Linked DNA regions of Homo sapiens: regions 1 and 2 are each linked to region 3. A link is a contact called in ENCODE Hi-C or POLR2A ChIA-PET data. All regions are on one chromosome and are shown on one strand. The core of a region is the stretch at or near the end of the contact, and the rest is flanking DNA. Distances in the headings are between cores, read along the strand shown.

The links. Hi-C counts contacts between places; a loop is a spot of excess contacts on that map. ChIA-PET counts read pairs that join two places held with the same protein, here RNA polymerase II (POLR2A). Pooled maps may share reads with other maps.
Region 1: a loop to region 3 is called in a map of CD8-positive, alpha-beta T cell, with 6 times the contacts of the local background. The contact joins the promoter of H2BC12 here to the promoter of LINC01556 in region 3. A Hi-C loop is called at or near these places in 3 of 168 maps with a recorded cell type or tissue (B cell, CD8-positive, alpha-beta T cell and chondrocyte), 1 of 37 single-sample maps with no recorded cell type and 11 of 50 pooled maps. POLR2A ChIA-PET finds 5 or more read pairs at or near these places in 3 of 52 experiments (GM12878, activated CD4-positive, alpha-beta T cell and activated T-cell).
Region 2: a loop to region 3 is called in a map with no recorded cell type, with 3 times the contacts of the local background. The contact joins the enhancer-like site here to the promoter of LINC01556 in region 3. A Hi-C loop is called at or near these places in 4 of 37 single-sample maps with no recorded cell type and 5 of 50 pooled maps.

The regions. Positions count from the first base shown.
Region 1 is chr6:27,145,411-27,148,110 of GRCh38, forward strand. It overlaps H2BC12 (H2B clustered histone 12), which reads right to left and starts at 1,445. Exons shown (of 1, transcript NM_001312653.2): 1 at 951-1,445. The coding sequence starts at 1,388. The coding sequence ends at 1,008. It overlaps H2AC12 (H2A clustered histone 12), which reads left to right and starts at 1,696. Exons shown (of 1, transcript NM_080596.3): 1 at 1,696-2,152. The coding sequence starts at 1,719. The coding sequence ends at 2,105. MIR3143 (microRNA 3143) reads left to right here and starts at 2,216; the gene lies at 2,216-2,278. RefSeq lists enhancers at 343-452, 872-1,788, 1,043-1,502, 1,833-2,082.
Region 2 is chr6:27,608,162-27,610,861 of GRCh38, forward strand. No RefSeq gene overlaps it. Among named protein-coding and RNA genes, the nearest start is that of TRL-CAA2-1, 3.8 kb to the left of the region's middle. Within about 2 kb of position 1,275, at least 2 of the 41 ENCODE cell types and tissues checked have a DNase peak (open chromatin) inside an H3K27ac peak, as active enhancers do.
Region 3 is chr6:28,942,437-28,945,136 of GRCh38, forward strand. It overlaps LINC01556 (long intergenic non-protein coding RNA 1556), which reads left to right and starts at 1,348. Exons shown (of 1, transcript NR_103538.1): 1 at 1,348-2,102. TRL-AAG2-2 (tRNA-Leu (anticodon AAG) 2-2) reads right to left here and starts at 1,267; the gene lies at 1,186-1,267. It overlaps TRM-CAT3-1 (tRNA-Met (anticodon CAT) 3-1), which reads left to right and starts at 2,139; the gene lies at 2,139-2,211.

The DNA of each region.
Region 1 (2,700 bases), core at 195-2,694, 1.8 Mb before region 3:
GTGGACTCTTTCTTTCACTTGGTTCTTCCAAAAAAGTTTCACACTGCTCATCACCGGCATAGTCATTCTAGCCTCTAATCACACAATAAAACCCACCACCTAATTCTAACCCACCACCTAACACTTAGCTCAAACCCTGTGCTGCTGGGGAAGTTCCCTTCTCCTCTACTCCAACTTCTTGCTTCGGGGCGGACTGTCTCTAGTCTGTCTGTTGTCTCCCCTCTGAATCTACTTGCTTTTCATTTTCCTTTTCTATAAGCTTTCTTGTCAAAAGGAAAAATTACTGATTGGACCAATTGACGCTGAACATGCCTTAAAAACTAGTAAACTATTCCAAAAATCTCCGTGATGATTTCATGTTCCGTTTCTTCACTCCTGAGAAAAGCTGTGCTCCTCCCCTTACCCTTGCAGACTATCCTGCCTGGTGGTCTGGCATCTTCCCGATGTCCCGTGGGCTGCAGAGATGGAATCAGGGGGTGAGGGGGAAGCAAAGCAAGGCAGAGCTGGGTACAGCCTAGAAGAGGTTAAATAAGGTAACTGCTCGAGCGAAAGCCATACGTACTGGAACGCCATCGGGAACCAAATTTACTAATATATAAACTCACGTTAGAACGCCATTACATGGTGGAAAGTACACGTGACACAATAGGCTTTCAACAAGTTCTAACAGGAAGTCACAGCACTCGACACAACGGAAGTATCCATTTTCGCGCCAAGAGCCAGGAAGCACTTTCTGTTAACACAAGTTTCCTGCACATCCCTAATTTTTTAGGCGCCATATTCCTCACTCAGTACTAACAAAGTGTATGTGGCTTCTCCTTAGCCAGACTCGATTACAAGCACTGCATGCATTACTCAGTGTGATAAGATCATGATAATCCCTTTAAAAAGATCGCCCGAATTTAAGCCTGGATTAGGAACACGTGTTTACAGCTCTAATATCGATAATTTAAGTGGCTCTTAAAAGAGCCTTTGGGGTTGGGCTTTAAGACGCTTACTTGGCAAGTTTACTTAGCGCTGGTGTACTTGGTGACGGCCTTGGTGCCCTCGGACACGGCGTGCTTGGCCAACTCCCCGGGCAGCAGCAGGCGCACGGCCGTCTGGATCTCCCTGGAGGTGATGGTCGAGCGCTTGTTGTAATGCGCCAGGCGGGAAGCCTCACCCGCGATGCGTTCGAAGATGTCGTTGACGAAGGAGTTCATGATTCCCATGGCCTTAGAGGAGATGCCGGTGTCGGGGTGGACCTGCTTCAGCACCTTGTACACGTATACGGAGTAGCTCTCCTTGCGGCTGCGCTTGCGCTTCTTGCCGTCCTTCTTCTGCGCCTTAGTCACGGCTTTCTTCGAGCCCTTCTTGGGCGCGGGAGCGGACTTCGCTGGTTCCGGCATGTTGAAGGCGAACTACGAGCCTGAGACGAGCAGCAGATCGAGAAAACGGGAAGTAATGGGAGCAAGGTACCAGGAGTCGTTTTTATATAGGACCTCTCATGCAAATAAGGTGAAGAGTGAAAGTCCTGTATCTGATTGGTGGTTATTAGGGTGACGTCAGAGGTTAGTTATACCCAATCAACCCAATCTGCAAATCCAAAAGACGTACTTCCATTGGTTAAAACTAAGCTACAACCCTAACCAATGACATATCTTCTTTTTCGCGCCCAATAGTGTTTATAAAAGGCGCTGCCTTTCCTCGTTGGCTACTTTCAGTAAGTTGTGACCAGTATGTCTGGACGTGGCAAGCAAGGCGGTAAAGCTCGCGCCAAGGCCAAGACCCGCTCTTCTCGGGCTGGGCTTCAGTTCCCCGTGGGCCGAGTGCACCGCCTGCTCCGCAAGGGTAATTATGCCGAGCGGGTTGGAGCCGGCGCGCCAGTGTACCTGGCTGCGGTGCTGGAGTACCTGACCGCTGAGATCCTGGAGCTGGCTGGCAATGCGGCCCGCGACAACAAGAAGACCCGTATCATCCCGCGTCACCTCCAACTGGCCATCCGCAACGACGAGGAGCTCAACAAGCTGCTGGGCAAAGTCACCATCGCGCAGGGTGGTGTCTTGCCCAATATCCAGGCCGTGCTGCTGCCTAAGAAGACTGAGAGCCACCATAAGGCCAAATAAGGAGCGAGGTTGTGAAAACTGGAAAACAAAGGCTCTTTTCAGAGCCATTCTACACTGTCTTAGAGAAAGCTGGACACAGTCATGTTTGTTTCACTTCATGTTTGCTTCGCTAGATAACATTGTAAAGCGCTTCTTTCGCGGTTGGGCTGGAGCAACTCTTTACAATGTTTCTAAATTAACCCACTGGAAAGCAATGAAGACCCAAAAGTTGTTGTAGGATACTCCGGAGAAGCTTATTCAGCAGGGGTAATAAGTGAAATCAAACGTACAAATCCCTGAAATCTATTTACTAATTCCAGTGGTTTTTTTTTTTTTTTTTTTTTTTTTGAGATGGAGTCTCCAACAGGCTGGAGTGCAGTGGCGCGGCGCGATCTCGGCTCACTGCAACCTCCACCTCCCAGGTTCAAGCGATTCTCCTGTCTCGGCCTCCCGAATAGCTGGGATTACAGGCACACACCACCACGACCGGCTAGTTTTTTTGTATTTTTAGTGGAGACGGGGTTCCACCATGGTGGCCAGGCTGGTCTCGAACTCCTGACCTCAGGTGATCCGCCCGCCTCGGCCTCCCAAAGTGCTGGGATTACAGGCGTGAGCC
Region 2 (2,700 bases), core at 25-2,524, 1.3 Mb before region 3:
ACATATCTCATCACACGTTGTCTTATTTTAATACAATTTTGACACATTTCCTTGAGGGGTGGGGGTCTACATTCCCTTCCCTTGAATCTGGATAGGCCTGTAACCATGATGGAAGTGATACACCAAGACTTCCAATGTTAGGTCATAAAACGTGGTAGAGGCTTCCACCAGCTTTCTCTCAAGACATCTGCCCTCAGAACTCAGTCATGGCGCTCTGAGAAGGCCTAAACTAGGACATAGGAGCAGAACACATGGAGAAAAATTAAGGCCTCCGGTCCATAGCCAGCAGCAACTGCCAGGCATGTGAGTGAATGATTCTTCAGATTATTTCTAGCCACCAGCTTCCCTCCATTTTTTGGGACAGGGTCTTGCTCTGTCACCGAGGCTGGAGTGCAATGGTATGCACATGGCTCAGTGCAGCCTCACCCTCCTGGGCTCAAGCAGTTCTCCCACCTTAGTCTCCTGAGTAGCTGGAACTACAGGCATGCACCACCATGCCCAGCTAATTTTTAAAAAATTTTTGAAGAGATGGGGTTTTGCCATGTTGGCCAGGCTGGTCTTGAATTCTGGGCTTAAAGGATCCTTCCACCTTGGCCTCCCAAAGTGCTGGGATTACAAGTGTGAGCCACCATGCCCAGCCTTCAGCAACCAGCCTTATAGTCTTCCAGTTGAGTCCTAAGAAATCATGGAGCAGAGACAAGCTGTCCCCACTGTTTTCTGCTCACATTCCTGACCAACACATCTGTGAGAGAGAATAAATGATAATTGTTGTTTAAGTTAAGCCATTGCATTTTAGTATGATTTGTTATGTAACAATAGTTAGGTATGTATCAGTCTTGGTGCAATCAGGAGAGAGAAATTACACAGTTATTTGAACATAGAAGTGACCTCACCTGGGGCTGAAACAAAGCACTAAAAGAAGTGCCCTCTACCTCTCACCCCACCCCTGGCTAAGATCCAGACCTTGTTGGGGAGAGCATGGCTGTGACTCACGGAATAGCAGAGAAATGCTCATGGTGCTATGCCAGCAGAATTTGCTTGAAATCTGTCCTCTGGAATTTTTTGGAAATTAATCTTCAAGGGTTTCTTGAAAAGCTCTTCGTGGAGAGGTCTCTCACTGAGGGCACTCTACTACAAAACACTCAAAGAAGATGCCAGGGAAAATTAGTTGTTGCTGGGTGCTGCAGGAGACTGATGCAGGGGAAAGGCATGCGTGATGTAGGAGCTAGGCACTGGGGAAGCAGCAGGCCAAGTAATACATGGGAAGAAAGAAGCAAAACTCACTTTCTTCCGCAATGTCTCTCCACTGCCCTCTACTGACAAAGCTTCAATGCCAATTGGCAAAAGAAAACCAAGGACTCAAGATTCATTTCCACGAAGCAGGCAAAAAGGGTGAATTTGGAGCTGAGAGGCAATAAATCCTGAATGGGTACAAGCAAATGCAGATTTTCTTACTTAAAAATGGGATACTGCCATAATTAATAAATTCTGAACCATGTGACTTTGGGACTTGACAGCAAGTGGAAACTGAAAAGACCTTGAGGAGAATATGAGTAAAAACACCTGAAGACAACTGCTGCCTGTCACTAAGTCCCAAAGTCAGTGATGCTTAATGGAGAGTGTGGAAAATGTTACTAGAAGCTGGAAGAAACCGGACTTTTGTTATCTAGAGACAGAAAGTTTAGCAACACTGTTGTGAAAATGTGGAAAGTAGGCCGGACGCGGTGGCTCACACCTGTAATCCCAGCACTTTTGGAGGCCTAGGTGGGTGGATCACCTAAGGTCAGGAGTTTGAGACCAGCCTGGTTAACATGGTGAAACCCCGTCTCTACTAAAAATACAAAATTAGCTGGGTGTGGTGTCACATGCCTGTAATCCCAGCTACTCAGGAGGCTGAGGCAGGAGAATCGCTTGAACCTGATGGGGGTGAGGAGCGAGGTTGCAGTGAGCCAAGATCACACCATTGCACTCCAGCCTGGGCAACAAGAGTGAAACTCTGTCTCAAAAAAAGAAAAGAAAAGAAAGAAAATGTGGAAAGTAGAAAATATACCTAATGAATTTGAAAGAAAGAAAGAGTGGAAAGTAGAAAATATACCTAATGAATTAAAGAAAGAAAGAAAGAAAGAAAAAAGAAAAGAAAGAAAGAAAGAAAGAAAGAAAGAAAGAAAGAAAGAAAGAAAGAAAGAAAGAAAGAAAGAAAAAGAAAAAAGAAAGAAAGAGGCTGGGAGCTGTGGCTCACGCCTGTAGTCCCAGCACTTTGGGAGGTCAAAGTGGGCAGATCACGAGGTCAGGAGATCGAGACCATCCTGGCTAACATGGTGAAACCCCGTCTGTACTAAAAATACAAAAAAAAATTAGCCTGGCATGGTGGCGGGCACCTGTAGTCCCCGCTACTTGGGAGGCTGAGGCAGGAGAATGGCATGAACCCGGGAGGTGAAGCTTGCAGTGAGCCGAGATCAAGCCACTGCACTCCAGCCTAGGTGACAGAGTGAGACTCCATATCAAAAAAAAAAAAAAAAAAAAAGAAAGAAAGAAAGAAAATGTGGAAAGTAGAAAATATACCTAACGATTTTGCTTATTTAGCTAAGGTTATTTCCAGGCAATATATTGAAGATGCCACCTGGCTTTTTCTAGCTGCCTATAGTAAAATAAGAGAGCAGGGAGATAAACTAAAGAAAGAATACTTTAGGACTTGTTGGA
Region 3 (2,700 bases), core at 98-2,597:
ATCTTAGCGTCCAGATGACCCAACATATAGGTGTCCTTTAGTATGGATGACCAAACTAGGATGTTATAGTGCTGGATGTAGTAATTCATTTTTTCAAATCTTAACTTTATTAAGATAACATGGTTATTTATCTAGTAATTGTGAGAACAACATATAACAAATAGACCACATATATACGTAGCGTGTCTGGAAGAAATACTCAGATATAAATTACTACTTTAGTCAATCTTAATATTAATTATTTGTCAACTATGCTTAATGTGCCTCTCTAGTCTCTCAAGACTAAATTGCTAAGGAACCCTGGAATCATTTGCTGGCATTCATCCTTTCAAGCAAGGTGCCTGTTACAAAATATCTGCTCAATTAGTATGTATTGGATACATCTTTTGGAAGGTGAGGAAGGAAGCAGTGAAATTAGAAGACTTCTGCCTAGGCGACTGTAAAGTGCTCCTAAGCATCTACCCACCTCCCTGCACACAAAAACTCTCCATTCTATCTCCTCGAGTCTCCTAGCCTTAAAAGATGGTCTAAACTACCCCAGATCCAGGTAAATAACGGATCAAGTCCTTCTTCCCTAAAACAGGTGTTATTCTTTCTATTCTATGAGCCTCCACCTTATTTCTTAAAAAAAAAAAAGAAAAAAATGTTTACTGTTTAAGAAGATAACAGAATCTCAAAAGCTAACTCTTCAACTGTGTTCAACTAAGGACCTTAAACTGCTCTCTGAGGATAGGTGAAGCGGGAAAGGCTCTAGGTGTCTGGTGACTGTTTCTTTTGTTGGTTCGTTTGTTTTTTCAGCCTTAGCACATTTATCCCTTGGAGAAGACAATGGAAAATAGGGCAGATGAGCGTGCGTGGCTTATTTATTCTTGAGTCTGGAGTTAAGAAGGTTGTACTTTTTCCTTAGGATTGCCCTTGGTTGGTTCACAAATTTCGCAAAGTGAATGAAAACACATGAAGGCCACTGAAGGGAATAACTAGGGGACGAGATGTCTGAGCCCCTAAATCGAGAAACATTTGGGCACCGTTTGTGGGACTGTACATATGGGTGTTATCTGTGGCCCCTAGGAAAACAGAAGAGGAACCTGTCTCACTTAGGAAGCTGTGAGAACTGCCCACACAAGGCTTGAAAATGGAACTTTACTGGGTCAGAATGACGAGGGGGAAAAAAAAAATACCTCACACTGGCAGCGGTGGGATTCGAACCCACGCCCCCGAAGAGACTGGAGCCTTAATCCAGCGCCTTAGACCGCTCGGCCACGCTACCACCCACAGGGTGCGTCGCCGCTTTCAGTTTCACCCAAGTGACTGTCGCCCCTTTCCAGTCCTTTCATTCCCATTCCCACATCACCATAAGCCCTTCCCTCAGGCCCCTTCTTCAGCATTCCTTGCTTCTCAGCATAGCCCGAGAACCCCCGATCCCTGACACTTTGCTTCTTCTCAGCTCCCAGATGGATCCTGGACAGGATGCTGCAGGTGGTGCAGGAGGGGAATCCTGCCCCATTTATCATCAACACAGTAAAAAGGGGTCGAAGAGACCGAGAGCGCCAGAGGACGCCATGGGCTCCACATCCACTTGGATTCCAGGGAGTAAGCCTCTCGACTTCAGGAGTAAGCAAGGCCAACCGTTTGGTTTGAGCCTGTTGCTTCTAAGAAAAGCGAGGAAAAATCCTGAGACCTCCTCCCCTCGCCCTTCATCCACTTCAGGGGACCGAGTGTCTCCACGGAACTTCACAAGGGAGGAAAAGAGTGAACTCATTATTATTTGTCTTGTCTTCGTTTCAGAGGCGGTACATCTACGAAAGCCCTAATCATAGAGGGAAAGACTCCTCGTTCCTGGCCCAGAAATGAGATGAGAAATCCAGGGCCCCGTACAGGAAGGCCTTTCGCAAAGTCCAGACTCAATTGCCTTCGCAGCCCTTAAAGTTTCCTTAGGAAGGTCTGTGGGAGAACGAGGTTGGTTTAGGAATTGGCCCCTGCCTTGTACTACGTAGTTTTGTCATCCAAAGTGTTTTAGAAGTGAATTGAATCATAGTTACGCCTTATTTTGAAACACTGTAATTCAGAGAACGTAAAACCTTATTAAAATGCCTCATAATCATCTTGGTAGAGCCGTTGGTTAAGCGGGAGAGACAGTTGCCTCCTTAGCGCAGTAGGCAGCGCGTCAGTCTCATAATCTGAAGGTCCTGAGTTCGAACCTCAGAGGGGGCAAGGCGTCTGTTTTGCCATTTTACTTCTTCTTGATCCAAAATGAGTAAGACAACAAAGGAAGTTGACAAAACGTTGTTCTTTCTCTGCTTTCTCTATAGAAAAGTGTACAATATGTCTGGTAAGGGAAAAAAAAATCTAAGGACATTGCTTTGATGGAACAGAACGGGTAATTGCTGTTTAATAGAACCATGTTCAGTTACAAAACAGTGATTTTCACTAAGAATTAAATTCTCCAAAATTCTCATCTCCCCTCCCGCCCTGCATACCAATTGGAGATAGAGCTGGTAGCATTTTCAAATGTTTTTCAGATATGCTTGGCAATTGTCTTTGTTTTAACAACACCAGAGTCAAGAAACTTGCCAGTTTTAGAGTGCTGAGATAAGAAAAAGTGGGTGGAGGGTTGTACTAGGGGTGTGGAAGGTATAGAATCTAATTATCAATTACTGACTTGGTTATCTTTTACCATTCTTCTGGAATGGCTTACCACCA